Regions from separate parts of the Mus musculus genome. Here region 1 is linked to region 2. A link is a loop called in an ENCODE intact Hi-C map of the cell type or tissue named here. Cell type or tissue: left cerebral cortex. All regions are shown on one strand. Links, peaks and the distances in the headings refer to the core of each region. The heading gives the core; the rest is flanking DNA. Region 1 has its middle 18 kb from the start of Dcbld1. Region 2 overlaps Gopc (golgi associated PDZ and coiled-coil motif containing).

Region 1 (12,406 bases), core at 1,799-9,798, 110 kb after region 2:
ATCCTTTTATAGTCCAGTTTGAGCTCATTTCTGGATATGTGGACTGCCTGAGACCTAACACAAATCATCTTTAACTCTAGTTTCAGGGGATCTGATGCCTCTTCTGACCTCCGTAACCACCAGGTGTGTGTATGGTGTACACACACACACATGCAGACAAAACACACCTATAAAAGAAATAAATCTTAAAAGTTAAAAAAGATGTATCTTTACTGTGAACCATTATACTGAAGCTCTTATTGAATATACAGAATGCCAAAAATTTTATGACATATGCATTTTATTTACTTATTTTTCCAAGACAGGATCTCTATTCATCCCTAGCTGTATGGAACTCACTGCATAGACTTACTCAGAGATCTCTGCCTCTGCCTCTGCCTCTGCCTCTGCCTCTGCCTCTGCCTCTGCCTCTGCCTCTGCCTCTGCCTCTGCCTCTGCCTCTGCCTCTGCCTCTGCCTATGCCTATGCCTATGCCTCTGCAGTTCAGGAATTAGATGTATTAAATGTATGTGTCACTGTATCCCACATATATGTATTTATATTATCCAAGTATAGCCTTCTGCCAGAAGAAACCAAGATAAGTAGGAATGTGCAATAAAGTTATGTCATATATGTCACAGGTTTACAAACATTTTTCCATCTTAGAATTATAACTCTTTTTCCCCCCTTGAGACAGAGTCCCACTATTTAGCCCTGGCTGGCTTGGAACTCCCTATGTAGAAGACAAGGTTGGCCTCATCTGCCTGCCGCTGCTTCCTGAGTGCTGGGGTGAAATGTGTGTACCACCATACCTGGCTTATAGTAATGTTTTGATTTTGTTTCGTTTTTCTTGACAGAGGGTCTCTCTCTCACTCTGTAGCTCAGGCTGGACATGAGCTCAGATGCTAGAAGTACAGGTATTGTGTGAACTGTCACCCCAAATTGCACACATACGGGGGTGAGAGGGCTTAGCTGGTAAAGGTGCTTGCCACCAAGCCTGAGTTTCTGTGTTTGATCCTGGGAACCTACATGAAAGAAAGAGAGAACCAACTCCTCCAATTTGTCTGTGATCTCCATGCACAAAGCCCACTGTAGCACCTTCACCAACCCACATTAAATAAGCTAATGTAATAAAGACTATTAAAAACCAAAACCACAGGGCTGGAGAATGGGCACAGGTTACCCACTTTCAGGAGACCTAGTACCCACTTTAGGCAGCTTTCTCTAGCTTCAGGGGATCCAACACCCTCTTGAGTCTCTGAAGGTACACACGTACACACACACACACACACACAGAGAGAGAGAGAGAGAGAGACAGAGAGAGAGAGAGAGAGAGAGAGAGAGAGATACACACATATACACACACCATATAGTCCTAAGGCAAATACAAACACATATATAAAAATTATAACAATAGGGCTGGAGAGTTGGTTCAGTGGCTAAGAGCATTGACTATTCCTCTAAAGGTTGAATTTAATTACTAGCCACTCCATGGTGGCTCACAATCATCTCTAATGGGATCTGATGCCCTCTTCTGCTGTGTCTGAAGACAGGGACAGTGTACTAACATACATAAAATAAATAAATCTTAAACAACAACAACAACAACAACAAGATGTGTGTCATCACCACCTGGTGAGGCACATTTAAAAAAATTATCAAAATAAATCTTAAAAAAGCAAATCCCAAATCATCCCTACATAGACACACAATGACTCACACAAAGAACCAACTGACTTTCTGCTCCCCTCCCCTTTTGGGACGGGGCAACTCAGGCAGGGATTGCAGGTGTAAGCCACCACACCACGATTTACTTCTTTCTAATACCTTTCGCTAAGGTAACCATTGTTATGTTTGGCGTGAGTTCTTCCAGCAAGTTCAAAATATGGCTTTGAGTTTTACTTTAGGAGCATTGCTAATTAAGTGTAATTATTGTATCATGGGTGTGCTGACCATCATACAAATAAAAACTTAAAGACAGATACAATTTGGTTTAAAATTTGTGGTGAGTATAAACTTGGAGTTGCTATGAATGGGCTCTTTGATTTCATTCCTTTGCACAAGAAAAGCTGGTTGGACTGGTTTTTCTTCGCTGTATACAGCATTCCTGGCACAGTTCGTCTTTCCCAAAATTCTTATCTACCTTGCGAAAACATTCTTTGTATTAACTCTTTATTTTTGCTGGGCAGTTCTAGGGAAAATAACTTTATTATATTTCTCTTTGCAGGAAAAAGGCCAACCCATATGGGTATCTTGTTGCTCTGATGTGATGGAAGCAAAAGCCATCTCTAACAAGTTAGGAAACACTTGTCATTTTAAACCTAATTATTATGTAGCATATATATATGATACTTTCATGTATATACATCATTACATTTTGCTCATTCTTTTTTACCCATTGCCATCTTCCATTCCTCCTTGCCCCTCCTGGTACTCTTTCTCTCTCTCTTTCTCTCTCTTTCTCTCTCTTTCTTTCTTTCTCTCTTTCTTTCTTTCTTTCTTTCTTTCTTTCTTTCTTTCTTTCTTTCTTTCTTTCTTTCTTTCCTTCCTTCCTTCCTTCCTTCCTTCCTTCCTTCCTTCCTCTTCTTTCTTTCTTTCTTTCTTTCTTTCTTTCTTTCTCTCTCTTTCTTTCTTCCTTTCTTTTTTTCTTTAAGATTTATTTGTTTATTTTATGTATATGAGTACACTGTAGCTGTACAGATGGTTGGTTGTGAGCCACCATGTGGTTGTTGGAATTTGAACTCAGGATCTTCAGAAGAGCAGTCAGTGCTCTTAACCACTGAGCCATCTCTCCAGCCCCCCTGGTACCTTTTCTTAATAGTCTTCCTCCCGTTCTCATCTCTCTCTCTCTCTCATACACACACAGTGTCATATATGTATGAGACATATATATGTCTTATGTCATATATATAAGTATACACGTATACTTAATGTCTTTAGATGTAGAACTGCATGTGAGATAAAACATACAGTGTTTTCTTTCTTCTCCCCATTGTCTGCTCTTGTTTCTTTCTGTCCCCTTTCTTCCCCAGACGTGGTCCCCTTTGGTCTTCATGCCATATATATTGGAACATGAGAAGCTGTAGAAATGGACATTTAAAATATCAAAACAAGCCTGGTGTGGTAGCTCACACATGCAATCCCAGTACTCTGACGGCTACCACAGGAGGACTGCTTTGAGCTTGAGTCCAGCCTGAAGATTTTAACCTGGTTCTGCTTCCTGGCTACAAAGGGACCCCCTGGTCTCCTGCTCCTGTTGGTGCCTCCTATGCCAGCATAGTATATGTCCCTTTGAATGGGACTCACAGTTAAAGACATTACACTGGGTCTCTGAAGAAACTTTGCAATTAAAAAAAAAAAAAAACTGGAAAAAAAACCTCACCAAAATTCAGTGGTGAATGCTTGAGGAAATGGCTGGGAGTGGAGCATGAGGTCTCACTTCTTGGTCACCCTTTTCTCTGACTGTCGACAAGCATTGTGACCAGTTGGCTTCCTGATTCTCTTGCCCCGTCCTTCCTGCCATGATGAGATGTAATCACACTCTGCCCCCACATAAATGTAAGCCAGAATAATCTCTTTCTGGCTTCAATCACCTTCTGTCAGGTATTTCGTTACAGGAAGAAGAAAGAAAGGCGCGTATGGAAGTGTCCTTTAGAGGAGATGCAAACTGTCTGGGCAAATAAAAATCTCCAAACATATTTCCTCCTAACAATAAAAGGAACTTGAATTTGTAAGCCAAATAGTGTGGTGCACGTCCGTAATCCTAGCCCCTAACACCTCCTACCCCCCCCTCCCCCCCAGGCTGTGGTAGAGAGATCAGCAATTCAAGGCCAGCAGGCTGAACCCAGTGAGTTCTAAGTTGATCTGGCAAAAAAACGTGAGAAGTGCCACACAAAACACAATCAAACCAAACCAAGTCAGAAGCACAAAGCAACTAACAGAAAACTCATACTCTCTCCTGGCTTCCTAGATTAGGGATTCGTTGTCTCTGTTCTTGGATTTATTTCTACGATGCTGTGAGAAACGTCTGAGTCCAGGCAGGCAAACACAAGCTGCTATGAGGAACTGTAGAGATGTGGAGAGGAAAGCAGGTGGCAGCACAAGGAGGCAGCAGGCCAGGCGCCTTCTATTCCACAGCCATTGTGAGCCCCGTGGAAAAGCAAAACAGCACAAGCCTTTCCTGCACGGTTCAGATGGGGTCTTTGCAGGAAAGGCTGAACAGTGCAGAGTGCATGGCACTAACACCCAGTTTATATGGTGCTGGATGGATGCCACGAGATTGTGCATGCTAGACAAACACTACCAATCAAGCTATCTCCCAGCCATTTAATTAATTAATTAATTAATTAATTAGAAATCAGGGTCATGTGCTGGGATGTATAGGCATTTACAACCTAAATATCCTATTTTGGTATGTATATATTTGTATAGCTTATATATTTGTATCCTATATATAATATATATATTTGTATCCTATCTGGGATGTAGAGGCATGCACATCCATGCCTGTGTTAAGTGAAAGGAGAGGTAAGTACTTACATTACACAACATGTCATGAGCCTGTGCAGTACAAAATATACATTTTTTTGTGACAAAAGGCTGAAAATATTTAGTTTTGTGATTTTAAGACTTCTATCGTTCTGTCAGAAAAATAACCTTTATGATGTTTTTATAAAAGACTTGAGTCAATTACAGCCATTGAAAAGTTTGTTCAAACTTCCCTGTCTTTTCTTGACCGGAGAGTCTGGAGACAGGACAGTAGTTCTGGAATAGGAGGAAGTCATTGCTCTCATGGGCAGTTGGCGACCACCATGAGAGAACACATAGGTGACCCAAAGATGTTTCTATTAGTTGTGCTTCACCTGCAGTCGGTGGAAAGCTTTGGGTCTGGGGAGTGCTACACTGCCACCGTGTGGAGCAGAGGCTTTCAGCGTGAGCAAGGTCGCCTGCTGCATAGCTAGTACTAGAAATTTACACAAGATGTACTCTAAAGCAAGAACATATGAAAATACCATGTATTTCCAGTTAGGCAAGAATTAAGATAATGATTGCTTTCTGTTAAATGAAGGTATGTAAAATAATAGTTACCTTGTGAGTCAGTCTCTTGGAACATTTGCTTGAATGAGAACCGTAAAGCTCATGGAGGAAAGAAGTGGATTTCTATTTTCTTCTGCACTAAGTCCCAATAGAGGATGACCACATGTTTCATTTTGTTTGTAATTAAATGTCTTCCCCAGGACCCCTCATGTGGGTACTGAGAGAGCTCCCGGCAATTGGAGCCTGATCATTCTCCTTAAGTCAAAAATAGGTATTGCTGTATGAGGCAGGGATTCAGAGCTCTTCTGTTTCTAACAGTTTGTTACAGACATAAGGGAGCTTACATAGAGTTAGAACAATAGGGCGATTTGAGGCATTAGCTGCAATCTAACGTGGGGTTTGGTGGCTCATTTGCACTTGGGGGATAGCAGTAAGAGGATCAGGAGTTCAAGGATGGCCTCAGCTACATAGAGAGTTCAGGGCCAGCCTTAGACTACAGAAAAGCCTGTCTCAAAATAAAACTAAAAGCAAAACAAAACAAACACCAAGAAGTTGATGGATCTAATGTTATTAGCAGCATGCTAAACTGTAACCAAATATCTCTCAATCATTGAGTAGACAATTGGAGGTGGCATATTCACATTGAAGAATATTGTCAGGGCTGGGGACACACTTCAGCACTATAACGTTTGCCAACATAAATATGGCTCTAGGTTCAATCCTCAGAACCAAAGAAAATGAAAGGAAAAAATATTTCAACAATAAAATGCAATGAAGTTTCAAGCATGAGTACTTTATGAAAGAACCTTAAATATTTTATACTAGTGGCTGGAGAAATGGCTCAGTGGTTATGAGCACTTACTGGCTGTTATTCCAGAGCACTTGGGTTCGATTCCCAGTGTCCTCATGGTGGATCCTAAACATCCATAAGTCTAGCTCCAGGGAATCTGACACTCTCTTCTGGCCTCATTGGGGACAGGAATGCAAGTGATGCACAAATACACATGTGTCTCCCCTGTCCCCACCAGTCATTGTGTACCAGTGGTCTCAGGATGCTGAGGAGCTGAGGAGCTGAGGAGCAGGGTCTCAGGTGGTAGAGAGTTAAAGCTCAGGTAAACTGTTTCAGAGGGCAGCACATCGATTGATATAGTGGGGCAAGTTTATACAGTTCGGGGACAGGGGCAGGACAAGGGAGGAAGTGCCCCACTGGGCCCAGGAAAATTCCAAGCTTATCAGCTAGATTAGTAGACTGGCAGGTCACATGATTTCTGAGAATCCAGTTCTCTGGTGTGAAAACAGAAGTTTAACTAACTTTATCATGAAGTGGCCTTTGTTTCTACAGGTTTGAGTAGGTCCAAGCCTGATTTGGGTATGAAGTAGCCCCACTCCTGTCACACTCTCTGAGAAGTGTCTATGGTATGTTCATTGTCCTACCATAATCCCTCATTTAGCTTAGGAGCCCAACACTGGTCACAACATCTGGTCAAAATACCAAAACACTCACACAATAAATTAACATAAAAAAAAACCCAGTATACTCAGTGGAAGAAGCCAGGCACAAAAGACCACACATTATACAGTTAATTTATATGGAATATCTACATTAGATATATCCATACTGTTTACCAAGGACTGGTGGAGAGGGAATGAGCTGTGTTGGTTAATAGGAATCCATTTCTGTTTGGATGATGGAAATATTCCAGAATTTGATAATAGCACTTGTCATATAACCCTGTAAATATACTAAACATCACCAGACAGTACACATTAAATAAGAGAACTGTGTTGTTTATGAATTATATCTGGAGAAAGGGGTTTGAAAGTGAATAGATACTGGCCATTATGCTCCCCCTGTGGCCGACTGTGAGCAAGAGGGAAGCTTCAAAGGAAGCAGAATATAAGAATAAAACTTACACATCAAAGTTTCTACAACTGCCTCTAAGTCTGTTAGCTTAGAGACATTTGAAGAGAGAAGAGATGATGATTGATGATGATAATGACCATTAATGATGATGATAATTAATGATCGTTGATGATGAAGAACAATCCAACTCAGTATGGTAGCACATCCTTTTAATTCAGCACTTGGGAGTTACAGGATTGGGAATTTAGTGATTCCTCTTGAGCTCATAGTGAGTTTAAGGCCTGGCTTAGCAAAATAAAATTATGTCTTAGAAAAAAAACAAACAAAACCAACAAATAAAGATAATAACAAAACAACAACAACAAAACTAACAAAACCAACCAACCAACAAACTAAATCTGAAAAGATAAAACCCAAACCAACTGAGTAGGCACTTGTCTGGAATCCCAGAATTTGGGAGGTTGAGGGAAGGAGGAGGAGGAGGAGGAGGAGTTCAAAGCTAATCTGGGCTATAAAGCAATACTCTGTCCCACAAAGAAAGAAATACAATAGCCCATACCTGTAATATTAGCTCTTGGAAGTACAGGCAGGAAAATCAAGGCCATCCTTGGATATATAGCAAGCTCACCACCAGCCTGACACATATGACTTCTGTTTCAAAAAACCAAAGAAAAGAAAAACGGAGATAAAAGAGAATGAAGAAAGAAAAAATGGAAAGGAAAGAAAGACACTCAGATAATAATAAATTGGCCAAACAAGCAAACAATGGAACAAGGCTTTGAGTAGACATTTCTGTGAATGCAGATATAAAACCAACTAAAATGGAGTATCAATGACTAGGATGGCTGATATACTTTGTTTTTTTTTTTTTATTTATTTTTATTATATAGAAGTACAGTGTAGCTGTCTTCAGACACTCCAGAGGAGGGAGTCAGATCTCATTACGGATGGTTGTGAGCCACCATGTGGTTGCTGGGATTTGAACTCAGAACCTTCGGAAGAGCAGTCAGTGCTCTTAACCGCTAAGCCATCTCTCCAGCCCCCATACTTTGTTTTATAGACACTATATATAATACTGAGACACAAACCATAGTGCTATGGCTAGGGTACTATGGTTAAGTAGAAGTGTTTAGTATCTGAACCAAAGTTTACCAATAAATAAATAAGGTCCTGTGCATCTGATGTTTAATTAGGACTCATCTAGTGATAGAGAAACAAGTCAAGAGAAAACAATTGACTTCTGAATGGGGGCAAACACTCTTATATGTATACACACACACACACACACACACACACACACACACACCTTTTTTTTCTTTTTGAGAAACTATCTATCCTTGGCAGGACTTGAACTCACAGAAATCCACCAGCCTCTGTCTCCAGAGTGCTGAGATTGACGGCTTGGACCACTACACCTGGCTGTGTGTGTGTGTGTGTGTGTGTGTGTGTGTGTGTGTGTGAAAGGTCTCATTTAGCTTAGGCTGGTCTTAAACTTGATATATAGTAATTTAATTTCCCAAAGGCAGTGATTATGATCAATGATCTCCACATCTGACTTATTTGTGTGTGTGTGTGTGTGTGTGTGTGTGTGTGTGTGTGTGTGTGTATAAGATTTTATCACATTGTGGAATACCTAAAAATATACAACAAAGTGCAGAAACTTAAACTTAACCTCTGACACAAAACATGACAGTGGTAGGCTTATGAAATATATTTGTTGAATGAGCCATTTTCCATTTTGAGTTTTCTTTCCATTTTGATTTCAGAGACTGGCAAATTGCAATGTCAAACTCAACAGTCCTCTGCGATTCTAGGACTTCTTTTCTTAGATCACAGCCTCTACTCAACCAACACCCACTTCCATTTTTCATCTGCCCTGCTCAGGCTAGTACAGATTTTCAGAAATAGTCTATTATTGCTCTAGCAGCATAAAATATGTATAATAAAAAGAATCTTTTGGGTTTGCAGAGGTAGTTCAGCATGTAGCATGCACAAAGCCGCAGCACCACAAAACTAGCTGTGAGGGTGCACACTCTTATCTAAGAACTCAAGAGGATCAGAAGGTCAAGATCATCTTCAGCTACAGAGAAAATTAGAGGCCAACATTGGCTATGTGAGATCGAGAGAGAGAGAGAGAGAGAGAGAGAGAGAGAGAGAGAGAGAGGGAGGGAGAGAGAGAGAGGGAGGGAGGGAGGGAGGGAGGGTGGGAGGGAGGGAGAGAGAGGGAGGGAGGGAGGGAGAGAGACTTTCTTCTTTGAATGTAAACTCTAAGCCAAATATTTTAATTATTTATATACAAAACTAGAAAACGTTGTGTCCACAAGTGCATGCACACACATCCTATCACATCACACCAAATGTATGCAGTGCTGTGCATACAGAACCCAGGGCCCCATATATACTATACAACACCCTACCAAAGAAGCTGCATCCTTACTCCCAACATTAAATGTTCACCTACACTATTTACAGTGAAAGTCAAGCTATGGTAGCCTTTCCGGGCTTGGATCTTGCTGTATAAACCTTGTTTTTCCCTGACTTTGTGGCCTGTGCTACATGAGACCCTGACTCAAACAAAAAGGTCTGTGCCAACCTAGAACTCACAAAGTCACTAGAACCACTGTGAGTTATGAGTGATTTCAAAAGAAAGGAATTAAACTTGGTTATACAAAAATTAAGAAGTCGTATCTTTGTAAAATCTCCATTGCAGACCTCTTCTCTCTCCATGAGAACCAAATAACCCTATTAAAACAATGAGGTACAGAGCTATTGTATTAGTCAGGGTTCTCTAGAGTCACAGAACTTATGGATAGTCTCTAGATAATAAAGGAATTTATTGATGACTTACAGTCGGCAGCTCAATTCCCAACAATCGTTCAGTCACAGCTGTGAATGGAAGTCCAAGGATCTAGCAGTTACTCAGTCTCACGCAGCAAGCAGGCGAAGGAGCAGGAGCAAGAGCAAGAGCTAGAGCTAGACTCCCTTCTTCCAATGTCCTTATATTGTCTCCAGCAGAAGGTGTAGCCCAGATTAAAGGTGTGTTCCACCACACCTTTAATCCCAGATGAAAGGCGTAGCCCAGATTAAAGGTGTGTTCCTTAAACTCGGAGATTCAATCTTCTGGAATCCATAGCCACTATGGCTCAAGATCTTCAAACCAAGATCCAGATAAGGATCTCCAAGCCTCCAGATAAGGGTCACTGGTGAGCCTTCCAATTCCGGATTGTAGTCATTCCAAATATAGTCAAGTTGACAACCAGGAATAACCACTACAATCCACCCCTTGTCAACTTGACACAAATAATATCTCATGTTCACATGAAACAATAACAAGGTTGTAAATACGCCTAACATGATATAACTATTCCTCGTACAATCGCAAACGCATTTGTAAATTTACAATGGGCATTCATATTACTTTATAATCCTCGTTTCTGCAACTGGTTACGTGGCCTTAATTGGTATTTATAACTACCTTCCTCTACTACCCATTCTGTATTTCCTTCTCCTTCAGCCAGCACCTCAGCAGGTCTTGGCTCTTTTCCTGGAGGATTGACCCATACCTTCATTCCTGATGGGTCTGCATCCTTTGTCATCCTGCTTGGATTAGGCTGTTGTAGTTTCCCATTGACTTTAATCACAGGACATGGTAGTACTAAGAGACGCCCTAAGGGATCTCCTACACTCCAGACATAATCTTGCTTACCACCATTGTGAAGAGGTAATCCAATTTCCCCATGGTAATCTGGATCTATCACCCCTCCTAACACTGTTATTCCTTTTTTAGCCTGTTGGTTTAAGGGCATTAGAAGCCCAAAATGACCAGGGGGAAGTCTGAGCTTCCAGTTCAATGGAATGTTTGTTGTAGCTCCTGGTAGGAGCATTCCCCTCTCTGGAGCCAAAACTTCTAGGCCAGCAGAACCTAGAGTTATGGGGACAGGAAGCAAAAATTTTCCTAGAGGGTCACTAGGAGTGATAGTAAGTGGAACTATTCCTTTTTCCACCCCTTGATTCCTGGACCCATGAATCCTGGCTATGGGTGAAACTGTACCATATATCGAGCGCTGATTCAAAGCATATACTGCCTTCTGAAGAACTCTGCCCCAACCTTCCAAGCTGTTACCACCTAATTGGCACTGTAACTGCGTCTTCAAAAGGCCATTCCATCTTTCTATCAGACCAGCTGCTTCAGGATGATGGGGAATGTGGTAAGACCAGTGAATTCCATGATCGTGGGCCCACTGTCTTACTTCTCTGGCTGTGAAATGAGTTCCTTGGTCAGAAGCAATACTGTGTGGAATACCATGACGATAGATAAGGCATTCTGTCAGTCCGTGAATGGTGGTTTTAGCAGAGGCATTACGTGCAGGAAAGGCAAATCCATAACCAGAATAAGTATCTACTCCAGTAAGAACAAAACGCTGTCCTTTCCATGAAGGAAGTGGTCCAATGTAGTCAACCTGCCACCAGGTTGCTGGCTGGTCACCTCGAGGAATGGTGCCATATCTGGGGCTCAGTGTTGGTTTCTGCTGTTGGCAGATCTGGCAATCAGCAGCAGCTGTAGCCAGGTCAGCCTTGGTGAGTGGAAGCCCATGTTGCTGAGCCCAAGCATAACCTCCATCTCGACCACCATGGCCACTTTGTTCATGTGCCCATTGAGCAATGACAGGGATGGCTGGGGAGAGAGGCTGATTGTCCACAGAACGGGTCATCTTATCCACTTGATTATTGAACTCCTCCTCAGCTGAAGTCACCTTTTGGTGAGCATTTACATGGGACACAAATATCTTCACATCCTTTGCCCATTTGGAGAGATCTATCCACATACTTCTTCCCCAGATGTCTTTCTCACCAATTTTCCAATTGTGATCTTTCCAAGTCCCTGACCATCCAGCCAATCCATTGGCTACAGCCCATGAGTCAGTGAACAGTCGTACATCTGGCAATTTCTTCTTACAAACAAACTGTAATACCATGTGTACTGCCCGAAGTTCTGCCCACTGTGAAGATTTCCCTTCACCTGTGTCTTTCAAGGTTGTCCCAGAAAGGGGTTGTAATGCTGCAGCTGTCCACTTCTGGGTGGTACCTGCATAACGTGCAGAGCCATCAGTAAACCAGGCTCTAGTCTTCTCCTCTTCGGTCAGTTGATCATAGGGAACACCCCATGAGGCTATAGGTGCATGCTTGGCAGCAGATGGCATTGTAACAGGAGTAGAAACCATAGGCATTTGAGCAACTTCTTCATGTAACTTGCTTGTGCCTTCAGGACCTGCTCTGGCCCGATCACGTATATACCACTTCCATTTGATAATAGACTGCTGCTGTGCACGTCCCACTTTATGACTTGCAGGGTCTGATAGTACCCAGCTCATGATGGGTAGTTCAGGTCGCATAGTGACTTGGTGTCCTATTGTCAGACGTTCAGTTTCCACTAAGGCCCAATAGCAGGCCAAGAGCTGTTTTTCAAAGGGAGAATAGTTGTCTGCCGATGATGGTAGAGCTTTGCTCCAAAATCCCAAAGGTCTT
Region 2 (12,406 bases), core at 2,423-10,422:
TACTCACACTTATTGTGTGAAATTGTCTTCTGCAGTTTTCTGTTCTGAACATGATGAAAGTGACGTATTCGGGTTAGGGATTATTGTTAAATTAAATTTGAGAGAGATGAAGAGCTTGCAAGTCTGTTGATTAGAATTAAACAATTACAAATAACATAACCTGTCCATGGTGCTGGAATAGACCCCACAGCAAGGGGCTTATGTTGTTTTCATATTTTAAAACAAAAAATATATTAATTTACATATAAGGGGATTTATGATAATTGTATTATATCTAGTTGAGTTTCATATTCTTAATTAGCCTGTAAATAAAAATGACATATTCTACATTAAAGCAGTATTGATCAGATTTGAAGGAAAATAAATGTTTTCTCTTTCATTCACATTAAATATTTTGGTTTATTATGGGTTCTGAGTAGCTCCTGTGACTTGTATCATTGTGTCATGAAATACCCAAAGACTGAATCCAGCTGCTGGGGTAGAGTATCATAGATTGGGTAGGAATTGTTTAGGCTTAACTGTTTCATCTGAATTAGTTAGAAATCTGGTAGTTAGGAACTGTCAAAACAACTCTGGGATCGATAGTCTGTTTTAAACTTAGCAGATGGAAGAAACTCTGGTCTCTTTGGCTTGGTTTCGTATTACAGATCTTAAAAGCTAAAGTTACATAATGAGGACAGCATTGATAAGAGTATAGTATGAATCCTTGTATTTGAAAGGAAATTCTTTCATAGACACCTACATCTATCTAGTTTAGAGTTTTCCAAAGTACATGTAAGATTATTTTGGTAAACATTCATAAGCTCAGAAACTGTCTTTCATTATGAGCACTTAGAAATACTTGTCTCCTGCTGTCGGGCAGCTGTGATTTAGTCCTTACATCCGTGTGCGCCCTGTGGCAATTGAAGCTACTGATTCTGAAGTTCTCTAAGGAAAAGTCTTTAACAAAATTCATCTCCTCAGGCTATTGCTTGGTTTGTGAGATATAAAAAGGGATCTGCATTTTCAGTATTGATCAATGTTATATTTTAGAGAGGTTACAATCTACCTTGAAAAAGGAAAAAAAAAAAAGGTACAAACGTATTACGGATTACCATGTGTTGTTGGTGATAAATATTTTGTTTGACAATGAATGTTTTCCAGGTTGTCTTGAGCCATAACCACCCTTGCAGCAGAACACATCTCTTGACATCTCCAGCAGGAGGACATTTAGCTGTCTGGAGGCCCAGCTGCCTCAAGCTGGGATTGTCTGTGTTCAGGCTGAAGCTGTGCCTCTTCAGGTGGCCACTGACCAGGACAAAGACCTTGTGAGTCATGGAGACTGCCAGGAAGACTCCCTACGTTATACTTGAAGTTACATTCGCTCAGTCCATTCTCCTCCAATCGTGCACACACTTTGTGGTTGGCTTGCCTCCACCCCCCTCACTTGCTTTTATATCACCAGCTAATAAACCTTTTGCACAAACAGCTGACTGAGATAGACACAGATACTTAAACCCAATGAATGGACTGAAGTCGGGGACCCTTGTGGTTAAATTAGGGAAAGGCTGGAAGAAGTTGAGGACAAGGGCAACCCCCATAGGAAAGACCAGCAGTCTCAACTAACTTGGACTCCTGAGATCTCTCAGATACTGAGACACCAACCAGGCAGCATATACTAGCTGATATGAGGCCCCCAACACATATACAGCAGAGGATTGCTAGGTCTGGCCTCAGTGCGAGAAGACACACCTAACCCTGGAAAGATTGGAGGCCCCAGGGAGTGGGGAAGCCTGGCAGGGTTTGGGAGGACATCTTCTTGTAGATGGGGGATGAGGGATAGAATGAGGAACTGTGGACCGGGAGGGGGATAACGACTAGACTGTATAAATAAATAAATAAATAAATAAATAAATAAATAAATAAATAAATAAATAAAAAAAAAGATAATTTTTAAAAAGAGCTGTTCATCTCCTACCCCAAAAATGAAGCAGGATAGCTATCTTGGCTGGATACCTCTAGTGCTGACATAGGAGCATGGCTTAGTTGCTAAGTGTTTCAAAGATCATATACTGGAAATTGTGAGCATAGTAGAGCAACACTGTCATTCTGAGGGCCATTTGTGGTAATCTTCTGGTTAGTATATAACAAGGTCTCAGGAGGATACCACCTTTTTTTAGTTAGTAGGAGGTTCACACACCTGACATGTCTATATAAACAACAGGATTTGTGTTGTTCACCTTCAGGGCGTTTGGAATTTTTACATGTAGTACGTGCTGCTACTAGGTGACCCTATAAAATGTGCTCTAAACAAAGTTTTGAGAGCCTACCCCCCATATCGTATGTATGGTGTATCTGTCATCAGAACTCCTTTTCTCTTTGTGTGTGTGTCTCACTTTAAAATGATCTTTATTAAGCCTATCTGTGGTCATAGGCTCAGGCAAGCTTCCCCCAGTGAATAGTGCTTTGCGTGTGGAATGGTACAAGCCTGTTCAGCAGCACTGGGACAAATCATAGGTCCAAGGCAGATCTTGTACGCAGACCCGTGGCTCTTCTGCAAATGGGTCATCTTGAGGGGTGTTCTTGGAGACTCCTCGGGTAGTCTAACTGGGGAAAGTTCCACAAGGATTCTCGGGGACATTCAGCAATTTGGGTGTTAGGAAGACATGATGATGACAGTGTCAGAACAGCAGAGGTGGCTGATCACATAAGGTTGTGTTGGTGAACTGCTGATGAAGGACAGTCTATGATCAGGATACATCTGATACTTCAACAGGAAAGCTAGACCTCAAGGAAGGGGAAGGAGTTCGGAGGAAGCCTCCCTCCTACAATGAGAGGACTGACAGGGCATTCAGTTGAGCTTTCACAGAATATCTATTCCTAAAGCCAATGGGGAAATGTAAGACATGGAGATATTTTGGATGCCCCTGAGGATGGTAACTGCTGATCCTCCTGGATTGCTTAATCTTGGAAAGTAGCCCATGCCTCCTTTAAAACCAGTAAATGAGGAACACTCCTCCATTGCTGGTGGGATCGCAAGCTGGTACAACCACTCTGGAAATCAGTCTGGCGGTTCCTCAGAAAATTGAACATACTACTAACTACTGGAAGATCCAGCAATACAACCCCTGGACATATACTTAGAAGAAGCTCCAACTTGTAATAAGGACACATGTTCCACTATGTTCATCTCAGCCTTATTTATAATAGCCAGGAGCTGGAAAGAACCCAGAGGAATGGATACAGAAAATGGTACATTTACACAATGGAGTACTACGCAGCTATTAAAAACAATGAATAAATTCTTAGACAAATGGATGGGTCTGGAGGATATCATCCTAAGTGAGGTAACCCAATCACAAAAGAACACACATGATATGCACTCACTGATAAGTGGATATTAGCCCAGAAACTTAGAATAACCAAGATACAATTTGCAAAACACATGAAACTCAAGAAGGAAGACCTAAGTGTGGATACTTTGATCCTTCTTAGAAGGTGGAACAAAATACCCATGGAAGGAATTACAGAGACAAAGTTCAGAGCAGAGACTGAAGGAATGACCATCCAGAGACCACCCCACCTGAGGATCCATCCCATAAACAACCACCAAACCCAGACACTATTGTCGATGCCTATAAGAGCTTGCTGACAGGAGCATGATAATAGCTGTCTTTTTCTGAGAGGCTCTGCCAGTGCCTGACAGATACAGAAGTGGATGCTCACAGCCATCTACTGGACTGAGCACAGGGTCCCCAATGAAGGAGCTAGAGAAAGGACCCAAGGAGCTGAAGGGGTTTGCAGCCCCCTAGGAGAAACAACAATATGAACTAACCAGCCCCCAGAGCTCCCCGGGACTAAACCACCAACCAAAGAGTACACATGGTGGGACTCATGGGTCCAGCTGTATATGTAACAGAGGATGATGTAGTCAGTCATCAATGGGAGGAGATGCTTTTGGTCCTGTGAAGGTTCAGTGCCCCAGTATAGGGGAATGCCAGGGCCAGGGAGCAGGAGTGGGTGGGTTGGGGAGCAGGGGGACAGGGGAAGGGTTAGGGGATTTTCAGAGGGGAAATTAGGAAAGGGGATAACATTTAAAATGTAAGTAAAGAAAATATCTAATTAAAAATAAAGCTGGGCGTGGTTGCACACGCCTTTAATCCCAGCACTTGCAAGGCAGAGGCAGGCGAATTTCTGAGTTCGAGGCCAGCCTGGTCTACAGAGTGAATTCCAGGACAGCCAGGACTACACAGAGAAACCCTGTCTTGAAAAACCAAAAAGATAATAATAATAATAATAATAATAATAATAATAATAATAATAATAATAATAATAAATTTTTTAAAAAGTAACTCATCCTTGGGAACTGGAGAGGTGGCTCAGTGGTTAAGGACTCTGGCTGCTTTTCCAGAGAATCTGGGACCAATTCCCAGCACCGATATGGCAGTTCACACCTGTCTGTGAGTCCAGATCCAGTGGGTCCCATATCCCTGCAGACATACATGCAGGCTAAACACCAATGCACATTTTAAAAAATTATTTAAAAAGACATTAAAAAGTAGTCCACCTTTCCTATTAAAACCTCACACTTAGAGATTGCTATTACTACCCTATATCCTGAAACAGTAGGAGCCCCCTTGCCCTGCTGGCAGGCATATAACTAGGGTTAAGTCTTAGCAATGCTCAACTAAAGATACACAGTGTAAGAGAATACTAATACACAAGAAGTGTTAGGATTAAGCTGGCATGGTGGCATGCTCCTATAAACCCATCACTTGGAAGGCAGGAGGGAGGACAAGTTCTGGGCTACATAATCTAGGACAGCCCAGCCTTTGAACCTTGAGAGTAAGACTTAGTTTCCCCCACCACCCAATGTTACATTTAGTGTATTCTGCCAAGAACCAATGGGGTACTTCAAAGATGAGAGCATATGATCAAGGAGTATAAAAAAAAAAAAGAATCCTAGCCCGGCATGGTGGCGCAAACCTTTAATCCCAGCACTCGGGAGGCAGAAGCAGGTGGATTTCTGAGTTCGAGGCCAGCCTGGTCTACAAAGTGAGTTCCAGGACAGCCATGGCTACACAGAGAAACCCTGTCTCGAAAAACAAAACAAACAAAAGATTCCTAGTTCCTAGTTGCAGGGATGGGGGAATCGACTGACTTTGGAAAGGGATGTTGAAGAGACACATACTTAATCATAAAGATGCAAAACCCAGAGGAGGAAAAAAGGAAGATAACACTGGACATAATTTTGCTCCCCAAAAGATGATATGCTAATACAAAACAGATTAAGACAAAAACATTTAGAATAGAGGTATTTTATTTTATTTTATTTTATTTTATTACAGTTTACTACAAAGTTGAAATAATAACCTTGTGACTTACTTTCTGTTCCTGTGATAAAGACATCATGCATGACCAAGACAACTTGAAATTAACAGAAGAGTTTATTTGGGGGCTTACATTTTTAGTTTGAGGCCACACCCATCATGGCAGAGAGCATGGCAGCAAGCAAGCATGACATTAAGAGCAGTAGCTAAGGCTTATACACTGATCCACAAGCATGACAGAACTAACTGGGAATGAATGGGCTTTTGAAACCTCAAAGTCCGCCATTAGTTTCACACTTCTGACAAGGCCACACCTCCTAATCCTTCCCAAACAGTTGTACCTACTGGGGAATAAATACTCAAATATGAGCCTATCTATTAGGGCCATTCTTACACAAACCATCACACCTTGTATACACCTACTTAAAATAGCCTTAGAGTATATAAAGGGAGGGGCCAAGATAGTTCAGTGGGTAAAAGCACTCGCCTCAAGCTTGATGACATGAGTTTGATCCCTGGAAAGCACAATAGATGAAGACATTCAACTTCTGAAGGCTATCCCCTAGCCACCATAAAACATTCACAGCATGGCAACACACGCGCGCACGTGCACACATACATCCCACCCCATACAGACACCTGAAATGCACAATAGAGGAAGACATTTAGCAATCATAGCACAACACGGAAAGAAATTAAGGTTTGAACAACAAAGGCTTGATATAAACTTTAAGTAAAGGCTTTAGTTTTTGTATTTGATAAAAGAAAAACCTGTATTTTCTAAAAAAAAAAAAAGGGGGAGATGGATGGATGGATGGTCTGTAACAAGGAAACTTGGGTAAATAAAACAGACACTAAAACTGATTTTAAGGTTAGAAAGGTAGGTGTAATTTGGGAAAGCGCCAGTAGGGGGAGAGAGATCCCCAAAGCTGCATTTAACCCAGTAGATTGGAGGGCTTTTTGTCTGTAAAACTAGTGTAAAACAACTAGATTCATTCTAAGGATGAACAAATTCAAGACTGGAGAAGTTATGCCATTTGATCAGAGTTTCACAGTGTCAGTCATAACTCAGGTCCCTCTCTTCATTCTTTCATAAGCCATGAAGAATGAAAAGGGAACTATCTAGGCTTTCAATGTTACATTTTACTATATTTTACATTTTTTTTTTTCTGAATGGCACATGGATTGATGGAGCCTAAGTTTAAAACAGTTCTAATGTTTTTTAATGGTGATCAGTAGCTACAAGGGGATGAAATGGAGGCAGAAAGGTCAGGTATTCCAGAGCATCCTCAGAAACACAATGAACTCCCTGCCAGCTGGCCTATATGAAACCAAAACCAAAAGGAATGAGTGTACTGCTTGTCTGTAATCCCAGAATTAGGAAGGACTTGGAAACGAGGATCAGAAATTCAAGGCCATGCTCAGCTTCATAGGGAGTTTGAAACTAGCCTGGGCTCTAGGAGACCCTGGCTAGCTCCCCACCCCTACCTCCCAAAAGAAAAAAAACATGCTTAGTATGCACTGTGTAACTCTGATCAAATGGCATGTTGTCAACTGGGGCTCAATATCCATCACCACATGAATTCATCATGAAGTCACATACCTACAAATTGAGCACTCCCTTTGGCTGGAAGAGGGCATCAGGTCTCCCAGAATTGGAGTTACAAACAGTTGTGACCCACCATGTGGATGCTGAAAATTAAACCTGGGTCCTCTGGAAGAACAGCCTGTGCTCTTAATCACTGAGCCATCTCTTCAGCCCATAGACTTAGAAGAGTTATGGGATGAACAAATCAGGGTGTCTGAACTGTGAAAAAAGGTGACAGAGATGAGAGGATCAAGAAATCTGTTGTCAGCTGGGCGTGGTGGCACACACCTTTAATCCCAGCACTCACGAGGCAGAGGCAGGCAGATTTCTGAGTTTGAGGCCAGCCTGGTCTACAGAGTGAGTTCCAGGACAGCCAGGGCTACACAGAGAATCCCTGTCTCGAAAAAACAAAAAACAAAAAACAAAACAAAAAAGAGTAATCTGTTTTCTGGGGGCTGGCGAGATGGCTCAGCAGGTAAGAGCACTGACTGCTCTTCCAAAGGTCCTGAGTTCAATTCTCAGCAACTACATGGTGGCTCACAACTACCCATAATGAGATCTGACGCGCTCTTCTGGTGTGTCTGAAGACAGCTACAGTGTACTTATGTATAATAAAAAAATTTTTTTTTAAATTGTAAAAAAAAATGAAAGAAAGAAAGAAAGAAAGGAAGGAAGGAAGGAAGGAAGGAAGGAAGGAAGAAAGAAAGAAAGAAAGAAAGAAAGAAAGAAAGAAAGAAAGAAAGAAAGAAAGAAAGAAAGAAATCTGTTGCCTGTGCATGTGTGAACTCTGTTGATGGTTCATTATAGTGTGCATATCTGACAATTGTAGCATTAGCATAATCTGAGGTAGGAAGTCTGTGCGACAACACTGCAGATCCAGGTAAGGGAGTCCTGGGGTTTAGTGAGTTGGAGCCACACAGGGCTCTCTTCAAATCCCTAAAGAAAATCAGCTTTAAACAGCCATAGTATAAAGAGAATCTCTTATACACTGTATAAAGCAGTTACCTGTCAATAAAGAAACCTATGCCCAAATGAGCCATAGCAAGAAGTAGAAGGTGAGACATCTGGGAGAAAGAGAAAATTCTGAAAAATAAAATCAAGGTATTTGTCTCAGAACTTTGAGGAAGACAGTTGCATGAACTCTGAATAGAGGTAATAAGACATATGGCACACTTAGAATAGAATAAACTGGTAATTGAATTATGAGCTAGTTGAAGAATAAGCCACACTATTGGCCTAGGCATTTTTAAAAGATTTATTGCTGGGCAATGGTGGCACACACCTTAATCCCAGCACTTGGGAGGCAGAGGCAGGCAGATTTCTGAGTTCGAGCTCAGCCAGGTCTAGAGAGTGAGTTCCAGGTCAGCCAGGGCTACACAGAGAAGCCCTGTCTCAGAAAACCAAAAAAAAAAAAAAAAAGAAAAGAAAAAGATTTTTAAATTTAATTTTATGTATATGAGTACACTGTAGCTGTACAGATGGTTGTGAGCCTTCATGTGGTTGCCGGGAATTGGATTTTTAGGACCTCTGCTTGCTCCAGTCAACCCTACTTGCTCCAGCCCAAAGGTTTATTTATTATTATACATACATAAGTATACTGTAGCTGTCTTCAGACACACTAGAAGAGGGAGTCAGATCTCATTACAGGTGGTTGTAAGCCACCATGTGGTTGCTGGGATTTGAACTCAGGACCTCTGGAAGGGCAGTTGGTGCTCTTACATCAGCCGGGCATGGTTGCTCAAACCTAAAAGCCCAGTACCTGGAAGCTAAGTCAGGAGAACTGCTGAGAGTCTGAGGTTAGCCTAGGCTGCATAATGAGTTTGAAACAACCCTATATAATGAGACTTGGCCTTAAGATGAAAAATGAAACAAACAAATAAAATCCCCTGTCTTGGTTAGGTTTACTGATGTGATGAAACACCATGAGCAAAAACATGCTGGAAAGGAAAGGGTTTATTTGGCTTACACTTCCACATCATAGTCCATCAGTGAAGGAAGTCAGGGGCAGTAATTCAAGCAGGGCCCGAACCTGGAGACAGAGCTGATACAGAGGCCGTGGAGGGGTTCTGCTTACTGGCTTGCTACCCATGGCTTGTGCAGCCTGCTTTCTTGTAGAATCAACGACCATAAATTCAGGGGTGGCACCACCCACAATGAGCTAGGGTTCCCACATCAATCGCCAAATGCCCTACAGGCTTTCCACGGCCTGATCTTCTGAAGGTCTTTTCTCAGTTGAGGTTCCCATCTCTCAGATGACCTATGTCAAGTTTACACCCTGCAAACTAAAGTAATGCTAATGTGCATCTAGAGTCAGGGAAGGAGGGTAGATAGGGGGAGAGAAAGATGAAGCCAAGACAAAGGTTTCTGATCAAGTCTCAAGTATTCTAACTGCGAAGCTCTCTCTCCAGCCCAATGTAGGCCATTTTTTTTAGAAAGATTTACTTATTTAATATTATGTCTGTGACTATTTACCCCATCTGCATATCTATGTACCATGTGCATGCCTGGTGTCCTGAGAGTTCAGAATAGGGCATTAGATACCTGGAACTTGAGTTACAGACAGTTATGAACTGCGATATGGGTACTAGAAATTGAGTCCAGGTTCCCCACTAGAGCAGTAAGTGCTGTTATCTGTGGGAAAACTCTGCTAATTAAGGTCAAGGTCTGCCATTGACTGGATAGCCTCTGAGTTCCGTGCAATATGGAGGACTCCCTTCATTGGCAGGGCGTCTCCTTCTCTGACCTTGTCTGGGGAATTCAAAACCCTCACAGATGCCTCTCCCTAAGGAAGATCACATTCATTCAGCTAGCACCTGAGATTCGAGCAATGTCTCCCCATGCTAATGAGGCATTTTGGTACTCTCATCCTTCAGCCAATGACCTTTGCCCGTCTTGAATGTTCCTACCCCCAGTTTCACAAATTATATCAGCCTTATAGCACCTCAAGTAAGGTGCATCTGTCTCTCTGCAGCTGGTCCTGGTGTGATCATTCTCATGGCTTCCAATCCCCAGCCCCTCCCTCCACCCCAGTTTGTCATCTCTGCTCCCTTTGCCCTCATTGACCATATCATCCGATGGTGTCTGAGGACAGGGAAAGTCACATTACCTACTGAGTTCTCTGTCTTTCCAGCCCTTAGGCTTAGGCCTTCTTTAAAAATTTTCATTACATTGATGTCAGAAGGTACCTAGGAAAGACTAAGGCATGCAAATGAGTTTTCTGGAGATGGCCCAACGTTTTTGCACAGCTTACAATGGGTGAGCTCTGAGATGTGAGATGACCAGTGACTTCATAGCAGGATTGCTTCTTGCTGCTGATATGCCTTTCCTGTCACTATTACACAGCCTCATGATTCCTGGGCATCAGCCCACCCTATTGGGTAAATTTTCAGCTGAGCAACATGAAGATGTACTCTCATGCAATAATGCTGTATAGATCAATTGATAATTTCACAATTCCTGATAAGGATTTTATAGAACTCTTAAATTAATACAAGTAATCCCAAGCCCCCTATAGAATAAAGATGCAAATAGAGCTCTGTAAACCGCCATGCATCACGGACTAATTGCTCTAGGATAAGAAAGCAGGCTTGAAATGAATTTACGATCAAGGAAAAATATTCATTCCAGTCAGGTCCTAGGATGAAGCCATGGCTGTGCTCTATGATAAAACAAGGCCGTGTGAAACTGTTGCTTTGAGCTTATAATGTGCTTATAGGATGAAACACTACTTTGAATTTAATACCAACATCCTTCTGTAACTCCCCCTTTGTATAACATTTTATCTGTGAGGTAATATGTGGGGCATTGAGCTATGCACAGACAGTCTGGTCTCCAGTCAAGTTGAGAGGTGAACAAACCCCAGGACCTGGTGGTGATAATTCACCTACATGGGAAGGAAGGAATTCCCTCATATCTCCTGGACTCAAGGCTCCTGTGGAAGTTACTGCCCCCTACAGCACCCAACAGGAGAAGCATGGCTTTTAGTCACATAGACAATGTCCCAAGCTTCTAACCTTCAGGCTAGACTCCACCCCAGTTACCTAGCAAGGAGAAGGAGAAGGAGGAGGAGGAAGAGGAGGAAGAGGAGGAGGAGGAGGAGGAGGAGGAGGAGGAGGAGGAGGAGGGTCCAAGAGTGTGGCATTTGAGGCTCAACCCTATCCACCAAGTTTATATATGTATATGTCTGTTTGTCTAAATGTATGTGCATACTTATATGTGTAGGTGTATGAGTATGTATGTAAGTAAGTATGAACACTTGTGGAATTGTTAAGACAGGTGTTCCAGCCCAGTCAAAGTGTGTGTGTCTGTGTATGCTTGAATTCTCCCTTTCTTCCTCTTCTTTGCTCTCAGACTTACAAACATCTGTGGAACTCCAAGTCTCCCACCAGGCCAGCAAGGGGCCCTTGAATCAGAAAGAAACTAAGCCTTTTTTTCTAATTCTGCTGCTGCTGCTATCAGTTAGAGTCAAGTTACTAGAAGCCATTGACTTTTGGCCTTAGAACAGCAGAATTAAAGGAAGAGAAAAATTACCAAAAGTAAGCAGCTATTGGCCACACAATAGCAGAGTTAAGGACAGAAGAAATCACCAAAAGTAAGTAGCTTTTGGCAACAGAATAGCAATGAGTTAAAGACAGAAGAACCAGCAGGGCGTGGTGGCGCACGCCTTTAATCCCCAGCCCTTGGGAGGCAGAGGCAGGCGGATTTCTGAGTTCGAGGCCAGCCTGGTCTACAAAGTGAGTTCCAGGACAGCCAGGGCTACACAGAGAAACCCTGTCTCGAAAAACCAAAAAAAAAAACAAAACAAAACAAAACAAAAACAAAAAACCAGAAGAACTGTCTAAAATAAAGCAGCTTTGGCCCCAATCACATACCCATTTCTGCCTTCCTCAGGAAACTAGGTGCTGGGACAAGTCCCCAGCACATTGACACTTTATTTTGTGAGAGAGAAGGTATGGTATTTTCAAGTTTGATGGCAAGTGCCATCATAGTTAACATAGAAAGCATCATTCTTTTGTTAGTGTTGTTTGTTTGGTTGGTTAATTGTAGTTCAGAAATGTGGTTTGAGGATAAGCCTTCTAGCCAAGCTAGATTGGCCTATATGAAAGTCGGGAGCAGTTTTATTAGAGTTGGTGACAGCGGAGGTGAGAGCCCTTTGTGTTCCAGTGACAACAAATGGAAACACTCTTGAAGGTAGGACAGAGTTGCATGTGCCTGTTCTAACATGGGAGGTTGAGGCCGAAAGATCGCAAGTTCAAGGTTATCCTCAACTACAGAATCAGAGGGCATCTTGTGGTACCTGAGAGTCTGTCTGGATAAAATGAAAATCATATAAACAAAACTTTTAAAATAATGAATGGCCAGGTACAATATTAATTAGAAGAAGAAAGGATTAGGGAATGAGAGCAACATGGGGAGGTTGCAGGACAGAGGAAAGAGGAGGTTGCTGGAGCATTTTCCTGCTTGTTAAAATGTGTTAGGCGAATGGTACATGAGAATTCTCTCCCTTGAC

Evidence for each region. Peaks named below come from ENCODE experiments on the same cell type or tissue, not always from the same donor. Only the 100,000 strongest peaks of a DNase experiment are listed, where the experiment ranks them.
Region 1: it touches region 2 in a loop (4-fold over the local background); 21 of 42 quality-filtered maps call a loop at or near these places.

What each region holds. Positions count from the first base shown.
Region 1 is chr10:52,209,455-52,221,860 of GRCm38, reverse strand. No RefSeq gene overlaps it. Among named protein-coding and RNA genes, the nearest start is that of Dcbld1, 18 kb to the left of the region's middle. In left cerebral cortex, for the core only: CTCF peaks have their summits at 4,066 and 4,904; DNase peaks (open chromatin) are centred at 4,063 and 4,889.
Region 2 is chr10:52,325,036-52,337,441 of GRCm38, reverse strand. Gopc (golgi associated PDZ and coiled-coil motif containing) reads left to right here. Exons shown (of 9, transcript NM_001199272.1): 9 at 1-418. Among named protein-coding and RNA genes, the nearest start is that of Gopc, 51 kb to the left of the region's middle. In left cerebral cortex, for the core only: a CTCF peak has its summit at 6,210 (motif pointing right); a DNase peak (open chromatin) is centred at 6,210.